Regions from separate parts of the Homo sapiens genome. Here region 1 is linked to region 2. Evidence: chromatin loops called from intact Hi-C (ENCODE). Cell type or tissue: heart left ventricle. All regions are shown on one strand. Each heading gives the region's core, and the rest is flanking DNA. Links, peaks and the distances in the headings are about the cores only.

Region 1 (7,755 bases), core at 1,504-6,503, 440 kb after region 2:
CTGATGTTCATTCGTTCATTCATTTATTTATTCAGCAAACAATTCTTACTGTCCTTCTCAGGGCCATACACTCATTTGGACACTGGGAACACATCATTGAATAAAACAGGAACAAAAAATTCCTGCCTTCATGCCATTTATTAATATGTTGTAAGACGATTCGAGATTAACAAAGCAATTATCATTGATGCAGTCCTTGTTAGTTCCTTTTCCAAAGATAAAACTTTGCTAGTAGACACAGCTTGTAGTCTACTGATGTTCAAAATACTCAAGCAAGTATTTTTTCCAGGTTGTTTAGTTATATAGTATACCTCTAAGGATTTTACTTGAAATGAACTTTGGGATTTCTAAAGTCTTCTGAACTTGGAGTCATGGCTATCTTTCTTAAATCAACAGTCAGTCAGAATCATTTCCTTAATTCACCAGTTTCTTTATCATCCTTTTGTATGGTGCCCAATATGCAATTTTTATTTTACAAAAGTATTTCACATTTCTTAACAATAAATCAAAATCATTTCCTTATTTCACCAGTTTCTGTATCAGCCCTTTGTATGGTATCCAATATGCGATTTTTATTTCACATGTCTAAAGCAATGGTTCCTAACTTTTTCAGTACCAAAGATTTCTTTTTAGAAGTATATAAACTATAGACTTCAACAGAAAATAATATACCTGTTCTCATAAGCATTAACATTTTCCTATCAGTTAAGCTTTGTAGCTCCCAGGTTAAAAAAGCACCTGATCTTCAAAAAATACAGTTGAATGAGTCATCTAATTAATAAATAGTATTTAATGATGCTTTAGATCATTTTCATTTTTAAAAGTTATAATGAATATAAAGAATCTATCAGTAAGATGTTGTGTCCATCAGTAAAAGCTATTGGAATGGAAATTTGATTTTGGCTTGTAAAGCAAAATGTATCTGAAACAGATCTCAGTCAATTTAGTTTATTTTGCCAAGGTTAAGGGCATGCACCTAGGAGACAGGTCTGTGCCTTTCTCTGAAGATGAGAATATTGAGACTTCATATTTAAAGGGAAAAGGCAGGCTGGAGGGGAAAGAAGAAGGTGGTCACATTACTGAATCCACATGTTGCAAGAGAAAAGAAATAGATAGGGGAATAGTCAATTATGTATTCATCTCACGCTCAGTAAATGAACACTTTACAGACAATAAGGTGAACATAGAGTAACTACCTGTGGAGATATTTAACCTCTTATCTGTAGCTCTCTGCTTAGGAGCAAAAGGAAAGGCAGCTTCTTGCGTGACTCAGCTTTCAGCTTAATCTTCTTCCCTTTGGCAGAGTGAATTGGGGGTCCCAAGTTTTTATTTTCCTTTCACAGACATAATTTCATGAAAAAAAGAAAATCTCTCTAAGATAGTAAATGCATGAACGATTTATTATACTTACTGTTTTTGCAGGGCTTGAATGACATGGATTTTTATACTTATTCTGTGTTTATTTATGGCTTTTCTGCCTTTTTAAGAAACTGCATGCTTCAACTCAGAGTACTTATAAAGAGCTCAGGTTTACTTTACTTTAACTTTCCTTATTATAGACATTCCTAATGAAAAGATGTTAGAAAGGTCAGAATAATTTCTGAATATAGATCAGAGTGATTCTTTTCTCACGAAATGTCAAAGATACAGTGTTTACAATGATCAAATGATATAAATTCCCAGAATGATAAGCAGAACGCATTCTGCCTACATAGAGGCTTTCTCATTTCATGGTCCCTGTTTGTGTTGACCAGATCCTCTCTGTGCCTACTTTTGGTTACTTCTCTAAGGAACTCATTTTTTAGTGAAATTCTTAATGAGTTCTCCAGAGAGAGACTCAAGCAAGTATTTTTCTCAGTTTAGTTATACAGCAGGCCTTTTTCTAAGGATTTTACTTGAAACGAACTTCAAGATTTCTAAGGTCTCAAGTCTTCTGAACTTAAAGTCACAGCTGTTTTTCTTAAATCAACAGTCAGTCAAAATCATTTCTTTAATTCACCAATTGCTTAATCTGGTAACAGCACAGAAGATGTGAAACAGCAGCTGATCTGAACATTATTTATAATTTTAAAGAGTATTATATTCCTTTTTTATTGAATTTTACCTTCCTAAAAACTCTTTCCTAAAATTTTACCTTTCCTAAAAACAGAGATATTTGTTTCAGATATCTTTATTTTTCTGCAAAGACAAATAGCGTGACGGAGAATATTGTACACAATAATCATCCTGACTAGTAAGAAAGAATTGGCTTGTTATTCAAAATTGGCAATGGAATTGGCTATAGTTTAAAAATATGTCTCCTGTTGTGTCATTCAACTAAACCCAAATTCTTTATGTGCCAACAAAGCCATCACATCATTTGGCTGCATAGTCCTCAACACTCAATTATTTGTAAGGTGAATATGGGCTTGAGCATTAATATTTTTAAAAGAAAACATCATCTATCTCCTCTTTAAGTAAACTCTGGAAACAGTTGTATCAGAGATCTTCCTCTTTCCATTTCCCTTTAATCAGAAGAGCTCATGACTCTAACTTTGCTTTAGTTTTAAAATTAGAAAGCACATTAATAATCTTATCTAGGAAGACTTGCTTGAGAAGTTGCTTTCATTTATTGCCAAGGAAAAACTCTGTCATTTGTGTTCTCATGTGGTTGGGAGGAAGAGGGGAAAAGTCTTCGACCCTAAGATACCAGGCGTACATTGCCTGTTTTCTGGTATACATGACTATCATAAAACAGTCAGCAATTCTGATTAATTAAGACTAGGGCTTTTGGGTAAAAACAGTGGTCCTTTAACATGGCTGGGCTTTAAACAAACAGGAAGCTTTTAGGTCCATCCTGACCCAGTCAATCAGGATCTCCAGGGTGGGGCCTGGGCTTTATACAGCTCACCAGGAGAATATTGTACACAATCAGGTTGGTGCGAGGCTCTTTGTATCGGTTCGAACCCTGAGAGCACGCCAACAAACAACACAAGGCAGTGTGGAGCAGTACCCTGTTTTAATGAGCGCCTGGGTGCAGACAGGCCGAGGCCTAAAATGGCATCAGCCCCATGTGAGGACGGGGCAGGGGTTTTATAGCCCTCTGTAAACAGGAAGTGTCCCAGTCTGACATGACAGCTACGTAGTACCCGGACAGTCTCCCTCTCCATCTTCAGGGGGTATGTGTCTTCCGGCCACCTCTCTTCCTGCTTCTGCTATCTTGCTGACGCACGCTGCTGGGTCTTGCGCCTTGGGACTGGGCCTGAGGAGGGAGGAGTTATTCATTCCCTTAAGCTTTCAGGCCCTGGGGAGAATCTTTCAGTTGGGAACCACTGAATTAGAAGGCCCTTGGGTCTCTTCTGTTTACCACTGATCATTCCCTGTACATAGGGCATCTATTCGAATGTCCTTCATCTCTGCCATCATAAGCACCAAAGCCCCGTAGTCCAGCGGCCACTGCAGAACTGCCAGCACACCTTCCAGCTGCTTCCCAAAGTATCTTGCCTGGACAGAGGTAGCACTGGTTTCTTGGGGGCATAAATAGAGCAATTTATAGTGCGGCCTGAGCTTTTCTGAATTGTCCTTTGTTATTCTAGGCGAGACCACAGTAACAGCTCTCTTCACAGTTTTGGGAAGGAAAATAATTTTTTCTTTAACACTCATACATTCTTAGTTGGAATGGTCCTCTTTATCAAAAGACAAATTAAAAAGAGAAAAACAGAAGTTTACTAACATGTATATTTCATACATAAATGAGATATATTAATACATAGGGAATGAGAAATTCTCAAAGAGGTGGCTTTGAATTCCAGCTTATATAGTGTCTTCAAGAAAGAACAGTACATTTTGGAGAAATGACAAGACCAAACAGGACTTGAAGTCTCTAGGGAGGCAACTTCTAGGAAGGCAAATAACTGGCAGACAAAGGCTAGTTGATAAAGAGTGTTGGTAGGGATACCTCTGGTGCCATCTCCAGGCCTGTAACGTTTAAAATTGTCATCTGTGGTTAACCTTTGTTCTCCCTGGTAGAAGAAGGGGCAGGCCCATGACCATGCCACCCTGAATGTGCCTGATCTTGTTTGATCTCAGAAACTAAGCAAGGCCAGGCCTGTTAGTACTTACATGGTCTAAGAGAGGCAAGATTCTTTTTGTTTTTGTAAATCTATGCATTGCCTTTAGGCAATTAGAGGGAAGGCAGAGAGCTTTACAGCACCTACTTCTTAATTGCCTTTAGCTCAACAATTCTTATGCCAAAGAAGTATATTTTGGGGTGCCGTATTCTGGTCTCCCACAGCAGATTATTGGACATATCTTACACTGTTAGGCAATCAGAAAACATTTGACAGAATGCAGGAGAAGCAGTGAAATAGAAACAATTCAGATCACCTTACGTTTGTATTCTATTGCCTTTTAGGGAGAGGCTCTAGGGTCAGCACTGCACCCTGGAACCATCCTCTTAGCTCTTCTCATTATTCCTTCGTCCATCTTACCACCCCTTAGCTTCTGGTGTGTCTCCCTTCACACCTACTCAGTGTAGAATGGGTATTAATTGTTATCCTCACACTCTTCAAACAGCGTAGTTAATTTTTTTTTTTTTTAAGACAAGGTCTCATTCTGTTATCCCAGATATCAGCTCATTGCAACCTCTGCCTCCTGGGCTCAAGTGATCCTCCCACCTGTGTCTCCTGAGTACTTGGGATCACAGGCATGCACCACCCCACCGGGCTAATTTTTTAAATTTTTTGTAGAGACAAGGTTTCACCCTGTTGCCCAGGCTGATCTTGAACTCCGAGGCTCAAGTGATCTGCCTGTTTCTGCCTCCCAAAGTGCTGGGATTTCAGGCGTGAGTCACTGTGCCCAGATTAGCATAGTTCAATTTAAGACAAATGACTGCTTTTTCAGATATGCTACATGGGATTTTTGTTTTTGTTTTTGTTTTTGTAAAATTGGTTTGAGTATAAAAAAAATGACAGTTGTTTTTCCAATTAGTTTAATAGAACATGACCGTCTAAATGTGTTCTCTGTTGTTATTGTTCTTCTTGGAGACCATAAATCTATTTCAATGATATTTAACTGTTGAAAATTATTTTACAAGCGTTCTTTGTAATTTTTTGTGGATTGATTAGCTTGCTAATCTTTCTCACAACATGTTTCAACCGAAGATATTACCCAGTCATATATTTTTGGATAAAAGTACATGTTGTGTAACTTTCATGCTCATTGAATCACTAGACAGTTTTACTTCTTATGTGAGGTGAACTATAAAAGTGATAAATATAAATCCATGCAGAAAGATAGAACAATTTTTATGTGAAATATAAAAATATATTTCATGTAAAATGTCAAAATTTTTGATATTGGCCTTCCCAACTGAAGGGTTACTTCTACTGAGTGGTTTACAAGGAGGCACAGAGGACAGAAGCATCCTACTGAGAAACAGAAGAGAAGCCATCAGGACCTTCAGATCCCTACTGTGCCTCCTATATTATTTGCATGACCAGGAAGAACATTTCTACCACACTATGCTGTGAAACACACTTGTCATCATTAGAGGTCTTTTTGAGTACATCAGAATATCAGTAGTTCAACTGAGCAGTTGGTCACAGGTGTAATTTCCATAAACACAGATATGTTGTGGCTTTTTGTTTTTTTCATTTGGCTTCATGCAGTTTTGTTTGTTTATTCATTTATTTGGTTGATTTTTTTTTTTTTTCGCAGACAGGGACTTTGCTATCTTGCCCAGACTGAACTTGACCTCTAGGCTCAAGTAATCCTCCTGCCTCAACCTCCTGAGTAGCTGGGACAACAGGAGTGTGACACTGTGCTTGGCCATTTGTAATTATTATGTTTTAATTTTATTAAGAATATTCACACAAAAACTCTTGGTTTGTGTGACATAGTTAGTTTTGCTCTTCTTTGTCCATTTCTTTCTTTTTTTTGAGACAAGGTCTTACCCCTGGAGTACACCCCACTGGAGTACAGTGGTGCGATCATGGCTCACTGCAGCCTTGACCTCCCAGGCTCAAGCAGTCTTCCCACCTCAGCCTTCTGTGTAGCTGGGACTACTCAGCTACTGAGTGCCTGGGATTATAGGAATGTGCCACCATGCTTGGCTAATTTTTTTCTTTCTTTCTTTCTTCTTCTTTTTTTTTTTTTTTTGGTAGCGATGGGGTTTCCAATATGTTGACCCAAGTTGGTTTTGAACTCTTGGGCTCAAGTGATCCTCCCACTTCAGCCTCCCAAAGTGCTGAGATTACCAGTAGTGAGCTACCATACCATGCCTTCTTTGGTGCTCTGAGGTGCCCTGTTCTTTCAAAGAGAGGGTTGCATTTTGGTTAAAAGGTGAGACTCTCAAATCAGACTCTGGAATTTAATATCCTGGCCCCATCCTTGACTGACCACACAACTTTGGCCAACTTATCTAATATCTCCTAGCTTCTGCTTTCTCACTGGGATGACAAATGGGCACAACAGTGGTTTCCACCTCCTACTGTGGTGAGGAGAATTAAATGAGAAGAGCTATGTAAGGCATAAGTCATAGGGTCTGGCACAGGGTACACATTTGCCTTTATGATTTTTTCCAGGAATGCTTATTTATGTTCTTATTTCATTATCCTGATTTCATCAAATCATTGTTGGAAGAAGAAAGGTTATAAATAATAAATAATTGTGGTTTGTTTTTCTTTATTTCCAAAGAAATAGTCATTTTTGATTTATAGTATCATGATTTATAATGACTCATACATGGAATTCAGGTGGACACTAAATTTCTCCTGCGGAGAGATTGCCTCTGGAAGAACATGGCAGTATATGGGGAAGTCAAATAATGAGTTTTCTCTGCTGTTAATAATACCAACTCTCATTTCTCAGTGTTTCTAGAAATGTTCTATTTGCTTATTCATTCTGTAAGAAGAGGAAGACAGTATTCTCATTTGAAAACATATCAGTATAGTTTTTTATTACTGTATGTTGAATATAATAAAGATATAAAATGTTCATGAGGACAGCATTAAATGGAATAATCTGGAATCTGGGGTGCCACGAAGTTAATATGAGAATCTCGAGTCAGGTCGTGAGGCATCATGGATTGAAATATCTTTTTGCAGAGTTTCATACATTTCCCTACCATAAAGTAAAGGACATAATGGGAAAGTTTGGAGAGAATTAAAACTTTCCAGTTATTTGAGTGTTATTCTATTTTGTCCTAAAAGATTGTATTTGGTTAGTCTTATCAAACATCTAAGAATACCAAATCATTCACTAGGAGTTGAAGATACAAAAAGGTTAATACTCATGGGCCTGTATTCTAGTTGCTCACCATGTAATAGGAAAGAAACATATAAACTTCTCTTCCACTTAGGAAAAAAGTCTAAATGATGTATGTAATGGAGGTATGCATATCTTGGAAGGACATTTTTTAAGTTTACAAAAACTAATTTTGTCATCTGATCATACTTACCACAGAGTTGCGATAGAACAGACTTAGAATAGACTGTCAAAAACATATTTCTGTGTGGCCACAAAAGTTTGCACAAAATATTTGGAGAATTTCAGAAGATGTGCCAGAATGCAATATTATTGGCCAGGCACGGTGGCTTATGCCTGTAATCCCAGCATTTTGGGAGGGTGAGGCAGGCAGATCACCTGAGGTCAGGAGTTGGAGACCAGCCTGGCCAACATGGTGAAACCCTGTCACTACAAAAAATCTAAAAATTAGCTGAGTGGGGTGGCATGCGTCTGTAGTCCCAGCTACTCTGGAGGCTGAGGCAGGAGAAT
Region 2 (7,755 bases), core at 1,402-6,401:
TCTTGTGAAATTCACTCACTATTATGAGAACAGCATGGGGGAAACCGCCCTCATAATCCAATCATTTCCTTCCCTCGACAGTGGGGATTACAGGTCCCTTCCTTGACACATGGGGATTACAATTTGTAATGGGATTTGGCTAGGGGCACAGAGACAAACCATATCAGACTGAATCTGATATACTAGTACAGTATTTATGGAAAAGTGACAGCAAGCACAGAAATTAGGAAAACTAGTCCTGGGCTCTGGAGAGATCACAGGACTCAAGGTAAGGTGGCGTACAAGTCATACTCAAAGCTCTACTGCTAACTGGAAATGTGGCTTCAGTTGCATCATTTAGCCTCTTTGGTTCTCAGTTTACCCCTCTACAAGGTGAAGATGCAGTGCTGAACCCAAGTCTCCCACAGTGTGGTCTGCAATATGATTTTAGGTGGTCCACATGGAAACTTCAAAAAATTTTTTACCACTCATATTTATGTTGATGTGTTTTAGAAAAAAAGATTCCCCAGGCCTGTCATAGTGGCTCACATCTATAATCCCAGCACTTTGGGAGGCTGAGATGAAAGGATCACTTGAGGCCAGGGGTTTGAGATCAGCCTGGGCAACATAGCAAGACCCCACCTCTGCTTAAAATTTAAAAATTAGCTAGGTGTAGTGGCTCATGTCTGTAGTTCCAGCTGCTTGGAAGGCTGAGGCAGGAAGACTGCTTGAGCCCGGGAAGTCAAGGCTGCAGTGAGCCATGATTGTGCCACTGCACTCCAGCCTGGGCAACAGAGCAAGACTCTCTCTCTAAAAAAAATGATTGTCCAACAAACTCTTCATTTTGCTGACACTATTTCTTTGGCTAAGTGAAGTGGGAAAGCATACTGATTTTTTAAAATAGTAAATAAATAATACATGCAGTAAACTGATAGGGTGGAAATGGTGAAGGTCATTTGCTAATGATAGGGTTGAGATAGGTTGATAACCTAAACCAAAGTTTAGGTTGTCAAGAGGGTGCTTCATACTCAATAGTCCTAAGATCCTAGGTTTTATGGCATTGTCACAGGTAGAACAGGAATAGATAAGACCATCAAAGGGCCAGGCATGGTGGCTCACTCCTGTAATCCCAGCACTTTGGGAGGCCGAGGTGGGCAGATCACCTGAGGTCACGAGTTCAAAACCAGTTTGGCCAACATGGCGAAACCCCCTGTCTACTAAAAATACAAAAATTAGCTGGGCGTGCGGGTGCACACCTGTAATCCCAGCTACTCAGGAGGCTGAGACAGGAGAATCGCTTGAACCCAGGAGGCAGAGGTTGCAGTGAGCCGAGATGGCGCCACTGCCCTCCAGCCTAGGCAACAGGGCAAGACTCTATCTCAAAAAAAAAAAAAAAAAAAAAAGACCATCAAAGGAAGATCATATGAGAAAGGAAAAGGGCTTAGGGCAGAGCACTGAGGATTTTACATTAAGAAAGAAAGAAGGGAAGCAGGCAGGGGACCAACCAGTCCTATCAGCAGCCTTGGATGGAGCTGGGGTAATGTGAGCAGAGGAGGAAGAGGCAAATTGGAGGGCAAGGAGCTGCCACCTTGGCTCTTTGCTCTCACAGGTGGGATGCTAGAAGCTTGTTCCATGTAGAGGGAGCTGAAGGTGGGGGAGATGGATCAACAGTTTCTCATTCTTCCTGAGGACTTCCACATACCAAGCAGAGATTCTCTGATCCTAGGATTCAGTAATCTGAGGGAAAGGGATGGGAATTGCATTATGCCATGCTTGCATTGCTATAAAGAAATATCTGAGGCTGGATAATTTCTAAGAAAAGAGGTTTAATTGGCTTACAGTTCCGCAGGCTCTACAGGAAGCATAGCGCCAGCATCTCACAATCATGACAGAAGATGAAGAGGGAGCAGGAGCAAGAGAGAGGTGAGGAGGTGCCACACACTTTTAAACAACCAGATCTCACGAAAACTCAGTCACTATTGCAAGAACAGCACCAAGGGGACGGTGTTAGAGCATTCATGAGAAATCCGTCCTCATGATCTAATCACCCTCCCACCAGCGGCCACCTCCAACACTGGGGATTATATTTTGACATGAGATTTGGGTGGGGACAAGTATCCAAACTATATCAGGGACATTAACTGCACACAGCAGAACAACAAACGAAATCAGTCACCCCTACCTCCCACACTGTATCTGCACCTGCTCTTTTAGGTATGGGCAATACGTTCCAACTGACATTTCACTGGTGCCCGCAAAGTTCCAGACGCTGTTCAGGATACTGAGGATTTAGAAATAGTTTAAATGCAGTTACTACCCCAAGGAGCCTACAGCAAGGGGAGGAAAGCAAACATATTTATAAATAAATTAGAATTCAGTGTGATGAGTCTAACTATAAAAACGTGTAAGGAACAGGAGTAATAAAGAGGAGAAAGTGAAGAACTCTGCTTGGATGAGAATAGAAGGACGGGTGGTCAGGAATGCCCAGCTAGATGTAGATGACCCCAAGTCATAAAGGAAATCTTACATTTTATATCACACACTCTGTTTAAGATTTATTCATTCAAACAATATTTACTGAATGCCTATTATGTGCCAGGCACTATTCCTTTTTTTTTTTTTTTTTTGAAACAGAGTCTAGCTCTGTCGCCCAGGCTGGAGTGCAGTGGCGCGATCTCGGCTCACTGCAAGCTCCGCCTCCCGGGTTCACGCCATTCTCCTGCCTCAGCCTCCCCAGTAGCTGGGACAACAGGCGCCTGCCACCATGCCCGGCTAATTTTTTTTTGTATTATTAGTAGAGACAGGGTTTCACCGTGTTAGCCAGGATGGTCTCGATCTCCTGACCTCGTGATCCACCCTCCTCGGCCTCCCAAAGTGCTGGGATTACAGGCGTGAGCCACCGCGCGCGGCCTGTGCCAGGCACTATTCTAAAGCAGCCAACAAAACTGACAAAAATCCCTGCTCTTATGGAGCTTGTAAGTTAGTGAGTGGAGACAGATAACAGGTAAACAACTACACAGCATGTGAAAGGGTAAGGGACGGAGGAGCCGGGCACGGTGGCTCACACATGTAACCCCAGCATTTTGGAAGGCCAAGGCGGGCGGATCACTCGGGGGGAGTTTGTGAGAAGCCTGGGCAACATGGTGATACATCGTCTATTCAAAAAAATAAAAATAAAAGATAACCGGGCATGATGGCACGTGTCTGTGGACCCAGCTACTTGGGAGGTTGAGAGAAGGATCACTTGAGCCCAGAAGGTTGAGTCTGCAGTGAGCTGTGATTGTGCCACTGCTCTCCAGCCTTGGCGACAGAGAGAAACTCTGTCTCAAAAAAAAAAATTTCAATGAAGAAAAATAAGATTGGAAGAGAGGATCAGGAAGGCCTGAGGGAGAGTGATTTTTATTTTTTAAAAGATATTCAGGGGAAGCCTCACTAAAAACAGAATATTTGAGCAAATCCCTGAAGGAAATGAGGAAGAAAGCCATGTGGACATAGAATAGTGTTCCAGGAAGAGGGAACAGCAAATGCAAAGGTTCTGAGGTAGAAGCATGGCTGGTGGTGCTGAGGCAGCCGCGTGCCTGGTGGTTCTAAGGTAGACGCGTGCCCGGTGTTTCTGAGGCGGGCGCATGCCCGGTGGCTCTAAGGCGGGCGCGTGCCCGGTGTTTCTGAGGCAGCCGCGGGCCCGGTGTTTCAGAGGCGGACGCATGCCCGGTGTTTCTGAGGCGGGCGCGTGCCCGGTGGCTCTAAGGCGGGCGCGTGCCCGGTGTTTCTGAGGCAGCCGCGGGCCCGGTGTTTCAGAGGCGGACGCGTGCCCGGTGTTTCAGAGGCGGACGCATGCCCGGTGGCTCTAAGGCGGGCGCGTGCCCGGTGTTTCTGAGGCAGCCGCGGGCCCAGTGTTTCAGAGGCGGACGCGTGCCCGGTGTTTCTGAGGCGGGCGCATGCCCGGTGGCTCTAAGGCGGGCGCGTGCCCGGTGTTTCTGAGGCAGCCGCGGGCCCGGTGTTTCAGAGGCGGACGCGTGCCCGGTGTTTCTGAGGCGGGCGCGTGCCCGGTGTTTCAGAGGCAGCCGCGGGCCCGGTGTTTCAGAGGCGGACGCGTGCCCGGTGTTTCAGAGGCGGACGCATGCCCGGTGGCTCTAAGGCGGGCACGTGCCCGGTGTTTCTGAGGCAGCCGCGGGCCCAGTGTTTCAGAGGCGGACGCGTGCCCGGTGTTTCTGAGGCGGGCGCATGCCCGGTGGCTCTAAGGCGGGCGCGTGCCCGGTGTTTCTGAGGCAGCCGCGGGCCCAGTGTTTCAGAGGCGGACGCGTGCCCGGTGTTTCTGAGGCGGGCGCGTGCCCGGTGTTTCTGAGGCGGACGCGTGCCCGGTGGCTCTGAGGCAGACGCGTGCCTGGTATATTGGGAGAACAGCATAGAACAAAGTGAGTGGGAGCAACGAGAGCAATAAGAAATAAATTAGAAAGCTAAATCAGCTGAGTTAAATAAGTAATAAGTTAGATAAGTTAGATAACCGGTTAGAACCAGTTCCAGTTTGAAGATAGTAAGAATGAGAAGCTTCTGAAATATCGTTGGAGTGAATATATCCAGTGGGAGTGGGCTCTTTGAATCTGGACTTTATTAAGCAAATATTTCTTGAGCACGTGCTATGTGCTAGACATTGAAATAAGTGCTAAGGACATAGAGGTGACCCCAGACACAGTTATTCTTGTCTTCAAGGATCTCAAAATCAGACAAGTAAGCAAATGCTGACAATACATACATAACTGCAATGATAAGGAATAGGAACACCGGGCACCGGGTATGGTGTGCTGGGGAGGGTGTCGAAGGGGCACCTAACACAATTATTCGGAGTGAGGGGGATCAGGGAAGTTTTCCTACAGGAGTGACCTCTAAGCCAAGACTTGAAGTAGAAGCAGTTTGCTCCACAAAGGAGAAAATAGTCTGATTTCTTGACAAGTGTGAGAACCACTGTGCTCCCAAACAATCTACATAGACCTAGGATAAGTAACAAGACAGACATTTACATGGGGTTGCTGCTTTTCAAGGCACTGTCCACATATTATTTTATGAGGCCTTCACGACGATCCTGAGAAGTAAGCAGTGCAGGGTTATTATCACCATTTTACATGTGACCAGGTTGAGGTCCAGAGAGATGAAATGACTCCCCGAGGACACAAGACCAGTACCTGCCAGAACCAGGGCCCGAATGTGGTTGATACATATGCAGCACTTACTATGTGTCCGGCAATATATTAAGCACTTTACAAGCAGTAATCTATTTACTTCTGACAAAAGTCCTATGCCATCCCCATTTTACAGATGAGGAGACTGAGGCACAGAGAGGTTACACCTTGCCCAAGGCCACACAGCTAGTAAGCGGTGAAGCCAGAATTGAAACTCAGTCATCTGGCATGAGAGCACTCGTTCATACCCTCCATACCATATTGCCCGTAGTTAGAAGAATTGCAGTCATTACTGAGACAAAGAGAGGTACACCTGTATAAGTGTGTATATGTATATATGGGGTGGAGTGAGGTGGGACAGGTGTTCTCTCCTGGTAGTCTTGAATTACACCATTATCGCTATCATCTATATTGGGATGGCCAAATGGGCTTTATAAATGAAATATGTGTTCATTTTGTATAATCTTGTTTAACTAGGAGAAACTTCTCTTATAAAAGGGAGGAAGGGATGGCTTGGTTTCTATGATCTGGGAATTGTCTTGAGGTTCCTCTAGTTTTGTTGCCTCCTCCACTCATAAGCTTTCCAGATCCTGCAGAGTGTGTACAGAGAAGAGTCATGTACTGGATATCACAACGCAGGGATCTGACTGCTTCAGAAATACACTGTCAGTGAGACATCCCAGTGAAGGCTGTTCCCTTTAAACCCGTTTCTTGAGGTGGGCTCTGAGGCTGCCATTCCTCAAAACATTTATGTAACTCTTCCACTCAGAGGTGGACCCTATGACATATAGAGAACGTTCATCCTTACAGCAAGGAACTGCGGGAATGTCTAAGGGACATTCATAGCCAAGTCTATTAATAAGGTTTTCATTCTTACCAACTTAATTGAAGTCTAATTTCTATACCATAAAGTTCGCCCATTATAAATGTACAAGTCAATGACTCTTATGAATGTGTAGAGTTGTACAGCCATCATTGAAACCCAGTCTCAGGATGTTTCCATCACTGCATAAAGCTCCGTGGTGTCCATTTACAGTTAATCCCCACTCCCATCCTCCTGCTTTAGGCAACCACTGATCCCATTCCGTCTTTATAAATTTGCCTTTTCTAGATACTTCATATGAATGGGATCATACAATACGTGGCTTCTTCCACTTTGTATTATGTTTTCAAGGTGTTGTAGTATGTATCAGTACTTTTATTTTATTGTTGAATAGTATTTCATAATGTATGTACATTTTGTTTACCCATTCACCTGTTGATGGGCATTTAGGTTGTTTCTAGTTTTTGGCTATTATGAATAATGCTGCTATAAACATTCACATGCATGTCTGTCTGTGGACATGTGTTCATTTCCGTAGAATAAGAATTTTTTTTTTGAGACTGAGTTTCACTCTTGTTGCCCAGGCTGGAGTGCAATGGTGTGACCTCGGCTCACTGCAACCTCCTGGGTTGAACTGCCTCCTGGGTTCAAGCGATTCTCCTGCCTCAGCCTCCTGAGTAGCTGGGATTATAGGCATGTGCCACCATGCCCAGCTAATTTTGTATTTTTAGTAGAGACGGGGTTTCACTATGTTGGTCAGGCTGGTCTTGAACTCCTGATCTTAGGTGATCTGCCCTCCTCGGCCTCCCAAAGTGCTGGGATTACAGGCATGAGCTACCGTGCTCGGCCAGAATAAGGATTTTTAAGTGTGCAATTCAGTGGCTTTTAGTATGGTCATAGAGTCATACAAACGTCATTATTATCTAATTCTAAAACATTTTCATCATCCCCAAAAGAAACCCCATACCCATTAGCAACCACTCCTTTTTTTTCTCTTCCCTCCATCCCCTGGTAACCATGAGTCTACTCTCTGTTTTAGTGGATTTGCCTACTCTTGACATCTCATATAAAAGGAGTCATGCCATGTGTGGCCTTTTGTGACTGAGTTCTTTAACTTAGCTTAATGTTTTCACGATTCATCCATGTTGTAGCACGTGTCAGTAATTACTTTTTTTTTTTTTTTTGTCGCCCAGGCTGGAGTGCAGTGGTATGATCTCAGCTCACTGCAATCTCTGCCTCCCAGGTTCAAGTGATTCTCGTGCCTCAGCCTCCCGAGTAGCTGAGACTACAGGTGCAAACCACCGGCATGCCCGGCTAATTTTTGTATTTTTAGTAGAGACGGGGTTTTGCCATGTTGGCCAGGGTCATCTGGAACTCCTGACCTCAAGTGACCCGTCTGCCTCAGCCTCCCAAAGTGCTGGGATTACCATGCTAGGCTTAGTATTTTACTCTTTTTTGTATCAGGTAACCAAGTATTTTATTCTTTTTTGTACCAAAAAAAGTGTGGATGTACCATACTTTTTTATCAATTCATCAGTTGATGGTCATTGAGTTGTTTTTACTTTTTGGCTATTATGAATAATGCTGTTATGAACATTTGTGCACATGTTTTTGTGTGGGCATGTTTTGAATCCTCACTTCTCTTGGGTATATATCTAGGAGTAGACTTGCTGGGTCATATGCGAACTCTAAGTTTAACTTTTTGAGGAACTGCTAAACTGTTTTCCGAAGTAGTGGTATCATGTTACAGTCCCATAGGCAATGTGTGAGGGCTCC

What was found. A loop is a pair of places that touch in the nucleus more often than their neighbours do. Peaks named below come from ENCODE experiments on the same cell type or tissue, not always from the same donor. Only the 100,000 strongest peaks of a DNase experiment are listed, where the experiment ranks them.
Region 1: a loop joins it to region 2, with 2.5 times the contacts of the local background. A loop is called at or near these places in 6 of 110 quality-filtered maps.

What each region holds. Positions count from the first base shown.
Region 1 is chr7:111,950,031-111,957,785 of GRCh38, reverse strand. All of the region lies in intron 8 of DOCK4 (dedicator of cytokinesis 4), which reads left to right. It also overlaps the pseudogene RNA5SP237. Among named protein-coding and RNA genes, the nearest start is that of DOCK4-AS1, 150 kb to the right of the region's middle. RefSeq lists an enhancer at 5,173-5,711. In heart left ventricle, for the core only: a CTCF peak has its summit at 3,954 (motif pointing left); a DNase peak (open chromatin) is centred at 3,027; H3K27ac peaks cover 827 bases.
Region 2 is chr7:112,387,922-112,395,676 of GRCh38, reverse strand. It overlaps LOC105375456 (a long non-coding RNA gene), which reads left to right and starts at 4,340. Exons shown (of 3, transcript XR_927870.3): 1 at 4,340-4,394. RefSeq lists an enhancer at 2,900-3,409. In heart left ventricle, for the core only: no CTCF peak of the experiment used is centred there; DNase peaks (open chromatin) are centred at 3,636 and 4,216; H3K4me3 peaks cover 1,499 bases; H3K27ac peaks cover 1,257 bases.